2 separate regions of the Homo sapiens genome follow, and region 2 is linked to region 1. A link is an interaction called in ENCODE POLR2A ChIA-PET data of the cell type or tissue named here. Cell type or tissue: IMR-90. All regions are shown on one strand. Links, peaks and the distances in the headings refer to the core of each region. The heading gives the core; the rest is flanking DNA. Region 1 overlaps LINC00578 (long intergenic non-protein coding RNA 578). Region 2 has its middle 75 kb from the start of TBL1XR1-AS1.

Region 1 (5,388 bases), core at 300-5,299:
ATACGAAGAGGTTCCTCCTCCCATGGCCAGAGATGATTTTTAGTTTCCATGTTGAGCCACTGTTTCCTTTTTTTCTTTTTTGAGATAGGGTCTCACTTTGTCACCCAGGCTGGAGTGCAGTGGTGCCATCTTGGCTCACTGCAGACTTGACCTCCCAGGTTCAAGCAATCCTGCTTCAGCCTCCCAAGTAGCTGGGACTATAGGCACGCACAGCCACACCCGGCTAATTTTTGTACTTTCTGTGGCGACAGGGTTTCACCATGTTGCCCAGGCTGGTCTTGGACTCCAGAGCTCAAGAAATCCACCCGCCTCGGCCTCCCAAAGTGCTAGGATTACAGGCGTGAGCCATGGCCACCCGGCCTGAGCCACTGTTTTCTATCATGTCTCAAGTTTCACTGTCTAAGATCCGACACATGACTTGAAGACTTACCCCTTTAAATTTTCCTCTTATTTTAACAGCTTTTGGGATTCTACTGGAAGTTTGTACAGCGTAGTGGTACCAGGAATAAGCATTGGAGGCAGATAAACATGGCTTTAAATCCTGGCTCTACCACTTCTTGTTTAGATGCAGCAAACACATTACTTACCCTTGGTAAGCCTCCCTCCCAACAGGGATAATAATAAGCTTCTCGAACCTGGTACAGAAGGTGCATATTAATAGAATAAGTAAAATATCACTGACACCTGTCCCCACATTCTTATGCCACTCCCTAGGAACTTTCATCTAATTATAACTAGAAGTTCTCAGATGGTGTTTCATGAGTGCTTACAAATGAATCACCATTGATGCTAACAGTAGGCTTCCTCTTCTGATCCAGACGCCTTCATGGTGGATGGTCTCAGGAAGTCACTGAGGGCAGTACCTCATCACTACCTTGATTACAGATGCTCCCCTAAAACAAGGCTGTCTCCTAATGAGACTACATAGCAGCAATCTCTCAGGATGCTGCAGAGGCACGGTATTCGGTTTATCATTGGGAGTAATGCCCCCTCCACCCTTCCACTTGGGTCACAGAGACACATAGTTTTTTCTGCTTTTGCTAGCAATTTCTCTCTCTAGAGGACTTGCATATTGATCCTTAGAGCCAGGAGATAACACACCTTTCTGTGCTCTCAAAGTCTACACAACCAACCCTCTTCCTCCTCCAAACTTGCCTTCCTTTCTTCAGCTAAAAGCAAAAGCACAACACAACTTACACCAGTCCCTTCTTCTGAGATCTGTTCATCGCTTTACAGATTCTCCTACACCCGTTAATACGCACACTGTGCTTTATGTGCTCACTCTCAACTGCACTTCCTTCTTTCTCTCTGATTTTATGTCCCAATCAGCCTCTCTCATCTCTCTTTTTTTTTTCTTGCTTTTATAAATCATGGGGCCAGGCGTGGTGGCTCACACCTGTAATCCCAGCACTTTGGGAGGCTGAGGCAGGTGGATCACTTGAGGTCAGGAATTCAAGACCAGCCTGGCCAACATGGTGAAACCCCATCTCTACTAAAAATACAAAAATTAGCCAGGCACGGTGGCGAATGCCTGTAATCCCCTCTACTCAGGAGCCTGAGGCAGGAGAATCTCTTGAACCCAGGAGGCAGAGGCTGCAGTGAGCCAAGATCGCGCCACTGCACTCCAGCCTGTTTACAGAGCAAGGCTCCATCTTCAATAAATAAATAAATAAATAAATAAATAAATAAATAAATAAATAAAGGTACCTCCACGTAGGAATGAGCTTCACTCAACTACTTTCTATTAGAGTTGCTATAGTCCTGGTTTGCCCAGTCTTGGCACCCAAATTTTATTACTTAGATCCTCCCAATGATGACAAATATATGTAACATTATCAGGGAGGGTTCTTTAACTGCAGACTTCATTTAAAAAGAGGAAAAAAAGAATGTTTTGAGACTGACTCAAACCCCATTGTGGAACGAGAACTACATACAATTTATATGTCAAGAAGTTAAGCTGAATTGAATATATAGTTAATTGCAAAAGGTATTCAATATAGAACTGATAATAGCATACAATCCTACACAGCTAAGAGAATTTTTTTTAATTGGCCAGATGTGGCTGAGGGGAGTGTCTGCCCTGGTCCCCTGCAGCTGTCCTTCCTCTGTCTTTCATATCTGGCTCTTCCGTTGCCCTCTGCTGAGTCCCTCTGTGTCTGTGTCTCACACCATCTGGATTGAAGGGGTCACTCTCCTGTGTCAAGACTTTTCATGCCAATTATTTAATGCCATTTCTCCATCTGAAATTATTCAAAGTTCACTTTTAATTCAAATTCCCCATGGAATCCATTTGTCAGGAGGTTGCTTTCTCCAAATATGTTCTGCAAACTGTCATCTCTGGCTGCTTGCTGTCATAAATAGACGTTAGTCTCTATTTCCTGTGCTGTTCCCAAGAGAAGTGTCATATAGCTCCAGGCTTTTTGGTGGGAAGAGAGCTACTTCCAGTGTGGATACTACAAGAAAAGCTTCCCTTGTTGCCCAGCTCTCTGATACTTCCTGTGTTTCCATGGCAAACTTCCCTCTTGGATGCAGCTGCTTAGGAGGGGCGGGGAGAAGGGAACTGTTTAACCATTTTGTTCCCATCACATGCCTCTTATACGTTCAATTTTCCCCTGCACACTACATGTGACTCCCGTCCTTGTCCCCTTTTTAAGCACGTACCCACCCCCCATCCCCCGCCTCCAGACACACACAACAAACATTTCTTTCAGCTCACTCAAATATGTGGAGTTACTCGCTTAACCCGTGGAAAATGCTATCCTTTTGGCAGGAAAATGCTGGATTCATGATAGTGCCACTAGAAAAGCATTTTTTTAACTTCTCCATTTCCAGCACATCTTGGTTCTAGCAGAATGAGTAGGTCCTTGAACCCCAAAGCCAGGGCTGGTGGTCACCCTAGGAAGTCACCTGTAGCGGTAAAAACCAATGCGTGTAATGGGGATAGTATTTTTGGCATTTTGAATATTTTCATTTCCCCCTTAAATCATGCACCTTCACAACCTCAGCATCCAAGCTTAGCCAAAAAGCGCATTGCCTCAGGGAATAAGAGGCCATTGATTATCTTTGAGTCATAAATCTGACTTTTGTAAGTCCACATCAAAACAATTGTCACGAAAGCCAAGCTTTGGGTAGACAGAAAAGGCCATTCTAAGTTCCCTTAGCCTCTATTTAGCATAGTAAGAGCCAAGCCTGGCAGACCAGAGGGCATCACATGCCTTGGGTAGGGAGAACGAACTCTGGAGAGAACACAGAAAAAAATAAAAACTGCCTTTTCAGCCCTGCTGCATTGCAGGAAGCAAAGGAGGCAGCAAATGGGACCAAGCATCATGGCTCCTCCCTGTCCCTGTCCCCACAAGGGGCTGCAATTCTAGAATGGGGCTTACATTGGTTTAGAGGAAAGCCAAACAGAGAGTGTTTTGCCTCATTTCCCATTTGAGACTCATAGCAAACTACCATAGAATAGCTGCATCAGAGAAACACTTCGTTTATGCAGAAGGAGGGCCTGAATTTAGCCCCCAGAGGCTCTCTTGGTCCCCAAGTATCCTATCTGACCATTTCCACCTGCCCTGAGATAGGAAGTAGGCTGTATCTGAAGGTACCAGGTAGAGCGCTTACTCTGGGCTTGCTGTTGGGAATCAGAAGGGAGCCTGCTAGACCAGAGGATGAGGTGGGAGTAACAGCCTGTCCTCAAGAATGAAAGTGGCATCAAATCAGCAGCGAGAACAACCAAGTCCAACCAAACCAAGAGATTATAGAGCAGGAGTCTGACAGCTCCCAATTTCAGCTGCCCAGCAGCAGGGAAAGTAGAGCGGGAATGAAAGAGACAGCAGAGCAGAGGACTGAGGAGCCAGGGAAGGACAGACATGGGCCTGGGAACCCTCTTTCCCACTGCCACCAGGTCAGCCAGTCTTCCTCCTGCTATCTACTGAAAAATCATCTCAGAAAAAGAAGATGAGAAGAAAATCTGGAATTCTTTTATTTCAAAATCACTTTGTTGTGGTATAATTGACATACAAAAAGCTGTACATATTAATTGCAAAAAGCTCAGTGAGTTTGAGGTTAAATATATACTGTGAAACCATCACTACCATCAAGGCCATAAACATATCTGTTGCAATGGTTTGAATGTCCCCTTCAAAACTCATGTTGAATCTCAATCCCCAATATGGCAGTATTGAGAGGTGGGGCCTTTAAGAGGTGATTGGGTCATGGAATAATCCACTTTTAGATTAATGGATTAATTCATTAATGGGTTATCATGGGAGTGGCTTTATAAGAAGAGGAAGAGTGACTGAAGCTAATACGTGAGCATGCTCAGCCCCTGGCCATATGATGCCCTGCGCCACCTTAGGACCGCAGAGTCCCCATCAGCAAGAAGGCCCTCACTAGATGCAGCCTCTCTACCTTGAACTTTTCAGCCTCCATAACTGTAAGAAATAAATTCCTTTTCTTTATAAATTACCCAGTTCCAAGTATTCTGTTATATGCAACAGAAAACAGACTAATACACCTATCACCTCCCCCACAAAGTTTCTTCCTGCCACTTTTATTATTTTGTGTGTGTATGATAAGACTTAATGTAAGATCTATCTTCTTAGCAAATATTAAGTATATGATACAATACTGTCAACCATAGGCATTATGCTGTATACTAGATCTCCAGAAGTTATTTATTTTGCGCAGCTGAAGCTTTGCCCTTTAACTATCATTTCCGCACGTCTCTATCCCCCATTCCACTCTCTGCTCCAACTTTGATGATTTTAGATCCCACAGATAAGTAAATCATATTGATTACCCAAAAGATACTGTCACCCACATTTGCAAGTTGTTTTTTCACCCTGTGGTGAGCAGCTTCTACGGCTCCCAATGATCTCCACTTCCTGCTACTCCTGCCCTTGTGTGATCTACTCCCCTTGCGTGTGGTTTGGACTTAGTGATTTGCTTCTAACAAATGGAATTTGAAAGATTCTGGCTTCCAATTTGCTCACCTCTCTTTCTCTCTTACTTGCTCACTCTGATGAAACAAGTACCATATTGGCAAGCAACTGAGGGAGGATTCTGGCCAACAGCCAGAGAAGAACAGTCCAGCAACCCACGTAGAACAGAGTCCTGCCACATGACAAGGTATGAGCTTAGAAGAGGACTGTCCCTCTGTCTAGGGTTCAGATAAAACCCAGATAAGATAACCAGTTCAGCACAGTTTGCCCAGGATGTCTCCAGTTTTAGCACCAGAAGCCCCACATCCCAAGAAACCACTCAGTCTTGAGCAACCCCAGACAGTTGGTCACCACAGACTGACCTGTAGATGGCCCCTTGAATGTGCCCTTGGGAGAGACCCTGAGCCAGAGAACCTAGTAAGGCCACACTCAGATTTCCGACCTACAGAAA
Region 2 (5,388 bases), core at 299-5,298, 530 kb after region 1:
AAAATAAAGTTATTAAATTTGTGGTGAAGGGGAAAATGCAGAAGGTAACACTTTTAACAGTATCTCCTATATAAAACCAATCAGCTATTTCTAAAGAAGTTGTTACTGGAAGCCATTGCATCGTCTGCCCTTCTAACCCCATTGTGTTCCTCCAGTCTTTATTTTGAGATGGAGCCTCACTCTGTCGCCCAGGCTGGAGTGCAATGGCACAATCGTGGCTCACTGCAACCTCCGCTTCCCGGGTTCAAGCAATTCTCCTGCTTCAGCCTCCCAAGTAGCTGAGACCACAGGCATGCGCCACCATGCCTGGCGTAGTATAATATATATTATTACATAAATATATAATATTTATATATTATATTATTTATATTATATATTAAATATTATATATAATATATTAATATATTATATAATATATATAATATATTAAATATTATATAAATATATAGTATAATATTTATATAATAATATACATTATATATAATATATTATATATAATATATATTATATATAATATATTATGTGGCCTTATATTATATATAAAATATATTATTATAATTTATATATTAATTATATAAAATTATATAAATTTATTAATTATATAAAATTAATATAAAAATATATAATATATATTATATATTAAGCGGGGTGGCTTTGAATGAGGTCTGTGATCTGACATTGGTGACCTTATATATAATACATATTATTAATATATATTATATTTTAATAATATATATTTTTTATATATATAATATATAATATATAAGGCCATTATATATATATATATAATATATATATAATATAAGGCCACCAATGCCAGATCACAGACCTCATTCAAAGCCACCCCGATTTTACTGAATTCAGGAGCTATTTCCGAGAGCAGCTGAACATCTGGCAAATCTAAATCATCTTTATCTGGGTCTTTTCTATGGTGGACATACTGCAGTATCCTAAGTAAAGAAGTTGAAAGATTAGCAGACTGTAATTGAAATTAACCACGTTCATCTATCAAAGCACATTAAAATGGAAGCTACAGGAAGGTAGGGGCTTCTCTTACTACTGATTCAATGGTGAAAATAGTTTTGATTGAAATTGCTGTTCTGCACAATGTAAGTGAGCGATAAATGATGAAGGAGTTAAAAATATACAATTTTGGCACATCGACTATTTTGAATTAAAGGCACTTGAAAAACAGCAGGTGCAAGAAGACCATTCTGACCTCTTTTTTGTTTCTTAAAAGCAGGAGATGAAACTCTCTTGTGAAAGATGTCCTCCCTATTAAATAGCATTCTAATAATCAAGGATGGAAAATTTGAGGCTGAAGGACATCTATGCAACACAAACTTTCTTACACTAACCCTTATCTTCTTGGTCACTTCTCTACCCAATTAACTATTCTAGCTCAAGCTCTTTTGCCTTATCATATATTCAGAATTTACTAGTCTTTGTCCCATTCTGTATATAAATGTTTGACTCAAACTGGTTCTTTGGGTCTTCATTTCCTTATGAGTGCTCCTGTGCAGTGTGAAACCTGTTTTATAAAAATTGTTGGCCAGGTGCGGTGGCTTATGCCTGTAATCCCAGCACTTTGGGAGGCTGAGGTAGGCAGATCACCTGAGGTCAGGAGTTCAAGACCCACCCTGGCCAACATGGTGAAACTCTATGTCTCTACTAAAAATACAAAAATTAGCCAGGCATGGTGGCGCATGCCTGTGGTCTCAGCTACTTGGGAGGCTGAAGCAGGAGAATTGCTTGAACCCGGGAGACGGAGGTTGCAGTGAGCCAAGATTACGCCATTGCACTCCAGCCTGGGAGACAGAGTGAGGCTCCATCTCAAAATAAATAAATAAATAAATAAAAATTAAAAATTAAAATAAATAAATAAAAAAGCTGTGTCTTCTTCTTCTGTTGACCTGTCTTATGACAATTTAATTCTCAGGCCTAACTAGGACCCTGTAAGAATGGAGGTGGGATTTTGCCTCTTCTGCAATGACAAATTTGGAGGTGCTGGGCTGCATTGTTGGTGGGGGATGTACAAGGAAACGACTAGCATGTGGTAGAAGCAAGCTCAAAGAGTCGACCATTATTAAAGACTCTGTGGGAAGCCAGAATACAAGGTTTGATCCCACTGTAGTCCATCCTTTGCAATATAGAGAGTGGCTGTGTTGAAATACAAGTTTTGTCATATCATTTCTTGGCTTAAAACAAATCTTTAGCTACTCATTGCCCTTGGAATAAGTAATCACATCCTTAATATGAACCTGCAAGGTCCTGCATGACCTGGTCCCTGTCTGTCTGTTCAGATTGATTTAGTGATGTGTGCTACAGCCATGCAGCACTTCCTTGAAAACACCATGCTTTCTCCTGTTCCTGGCATTGCACATGCTAATTTCTCTGCCTGGATGCACTGCCCCCAAGTCCCCCCAATCCCATGAATTCCTACCTATTCTTCAGCACACACTTTATTTCTTAGGGAAAATTTCTCAGATGTTCATGATGTGAGGAGACAGTTCTCTGGATTTCTCTCATTTCTCATTCATCTGAGCTTCCTGAGCAAAGGACATGCTTGAATAGCAAATACTCTTGGAAGCTAGAGATGGTGTTTTCCTAGAGACTTTTAGAGACATACCTTCCTGGAGCCATTTGCTCACATTCCAGAGTAGTGATGACGTTTCCTCCTCTTCCCCAGAGATTTGCTTACATTGCTCTCTCTTTCTCTCCAGAGAGGTGTATGAGCAGATGAACAGCCTTATAAGAGCCAATCTTCTAAAATTCAGGGTTCTTCTCCTGTGGTGCACCTTACTGCATGAGCAGGTAACGTTGGTCCCTCATCCACAGCCTTGTGGAGATTGGGGGGTGGAGGAGCTATACAAGAGACTGCCCTGGCTGCTGTTTTTGGTATAACAAAGTATCCATGTTTCTGACCCAGGAGTCTTGTATCTTCTGTCGTTATATGTATGTAAAATTGGCAGGCTATTTTGTTAACTTGTGAGCTGGATAAAATTTCAGGTCCTTTACAGTTTCTGACTTACCATATAGCTGATCACATGTCCTTTATCATAGAGCACCATGGCCACCCATTTATGGCATATATCACAATTTTACATTTTTTCATTGATTATTTGATTAATGTTTATCTCTTCCAGTAGAAGGGTGCATGTTGCCATGTTTTCTCCCTGTTGTTTCCCTTGACCCTAAAATAGTGCCCAGCATTCAGTAGGCACTCAAGTATTTATTTGTTGAAAGTGGAGGAGGAGGTTAATTCTAATTTAGAAGGCAAGGAACGACTTCATAGAGAAGAAGGCATTTGATGTGGGCCTTGCAGCGGAAAATAGTTGGCAACAAGGCACGTGCATTTCTGGTGGTGGAAATAGCGCAAAGTCAGGGGATGGAGTGGTGTGTGTCTGTACCACCAATTCCTTGTGGCTTGGATGTGAACAGTGTGTGGGGGACCATAATGAAAAAATGAGTCTTTTTTTGGTAACTATGAACCCCATTTCTGAATATAATATAGAAAACTCTGAAGTTTGGTGGAAATAACAGATTGACATGTCTATGGAGGTTTAATTTTAGTAAGGCCAAATAGAATCAAGAAGGGAAGGACTTATATGATTTCAGGGGTTAAGTCCTTTTTTTTTTTAACACTGCTAGTGAGGAAATAGATGTATATCTTAAATCGTTTGTTTCTTTTTCTTTGGGGTTGATGGAAGAAGGAGAAAAATGTTGACTGAAGTACTCTTTCTTCTTTAGAGTTTCTAAACTGAATTTAGTATTGGTTGATCCCAAGGCATTTTAGAACCCTAAGAAGCAAAAACTTCTTAAAACAAAGCAAAACAAAAAAAGCTTCTTAAAACCAAATCAAACAAAACAACAAACGATAGAAGAAACAACATTAACTCCAGTTTCTCAGAAAGTGGAGATGAGCACTCTGTGTAGACTGTGGGCTTTCCTATGGACAGTCCCTGCTCCGTTCTTGAATATTTCCCTGAGATCTAGGGTTCTTCACAGAAAAATGGTGCTGCTGTGCTCCCCAGGGCATCGTGGGACAGCTATGCAGTAGCTCCTCCAGGCGCAAAATTAATGTGCAGATTGAGCTTAATTTGAACATCTCTGACTGAATTAAGATTGCTTTTGTGTCTTTTTTATTTGTTCACTTAATTCAAAAATGGAATTTGGCATTAGTAAATTATCTTTCAGGGATTCTTTTAAGGAAAAATTATAAGAATATGAAATCATGTCTCAAAAACCTACAAGGAAATCTTTTCTCAGAGATTGTCCTCAGTAATAATATGTACAAAAATCATCTTTAATCAGGCTGCCATAAGTAAACTCAATGCCTTTTTAATACTATAGGGGCCTTGTTAATTCTTGAATTCTACTGTACTTAGTTAGTTATAATCTCTAGGGTTTTTTGACTCACATAGTTCTGCTGCTTGTCTTTTTAGGAAATGGCCACATAGAGACAGCTATGCCTTCTGATACTGTGGGTGACTGTATATGACTTTTCCATTTCTTTTCTCCGTTGGTGTTGCTATGAGTGTGCCTGACTTGATTGTAACAACGTTCGCCCCGCCCCCTTTCTCTTCCGTTGTCAATTATCTTCCTTGGGGGGAGCCTCCAGATGGAACAAGCCGGTTAGAGTAGTGTGTAAAGTGTATGCAGATCAAGTATGAGCGATGGCCTCGGGAGCTCTATCAGTCAGGATCAGGCTGGCCTGCACATCAGAGAAAAACCCATAGTAACACCCACTCAAACAATACGGATGTTTGCTTCTCACATAAGATACATGTGGAAGTAAGGCATTTAGGGCTGGCGTGGGGTGTTGACAGATTTTAAGTGTTTTTTTGGTTTGTTTTTTTGTTTTTGTTTTTGTTTTTGTTTTGAGACAGAGTCTTGCTCTCTTGCCCAGGCTGGAGTGCAGTGGCATGATCTCGGCTCACTACAACCTCTGCCTCCTGGGTTCAAGTGATTCTCCTGCCTCAGCCTCTTGAGTAGCTGGGATTATAGGCGTGCGCCAAAGCCACCATGTCCAGCTAATTTTTTTACTTTCAGTAGAGACGGGGTTTCACTATGTTGGCCAGGCTGGTCTCGAACTCCTGATCTTGTCATCTGCCCACGTTGGCCTCCCAAAGTGCTGGGATTACAGGCATGAGTCACTGTGTCTGGCCTTTTTTGTTTGTTTGTTTTTTGACTGAGTCTCACTCTATTGCCCAGGCTGGAATGCAATGGCACGATCTCGGCTCACAGCAACCTCTGCCTCCAAGATTCAAGCGATTCTCCTGCCTCAGCCTCCCGAATAGCTGGGATTACAGGCACGCCACCACGCCTGGCTAATTTTTGTATTTTTAGTAGAGACAGGGTTTCACCATATTGGCCAGGCTGGTCTCA

The links. Peaks named below come from ENCODE experiments on the same cell type or tissue, not always from the same donor. Only the 100,000 strongest peaks of a DNase experiment are listed, where the experiment ranks them.
Region 2: POLR2A ChIA-PET joins it to region 1 with 9 read pairs; 3 of 35 experiments call an interaction of 5 or more read pairs at or near these places.

What each region holds. Positions count from the first base shown.
Region 1 is chr3:177,488,610-177,493,997 of GRCh38, reverse strand. The region is part of intron 1 of LINC00578 (long intergenic non-protein coding RNA 578); the gene reads right to left. Among named protein-coding and RNA genes, the nearest start is that of LINC00578, 49 kb to the right of the region's middle. In IMR-90, for the core only: no CTCF peak of the experiment used is centred there; no DNase peak of the experiment used is centred there.
Region 2 is chr3:176,959,386-176,964,773 of GRCh38, reverse strand. No RefSeq gene overlaps it. Among named protein-coding and RNA genes, the nearest start is that of TBL1XR1-AS1, 75 kb to the left of the region's middle. In IMR-90, for the core only: no CTCF peak of the experiment used is centred there; a DNase peak (open chromatin) is centred at 2,663.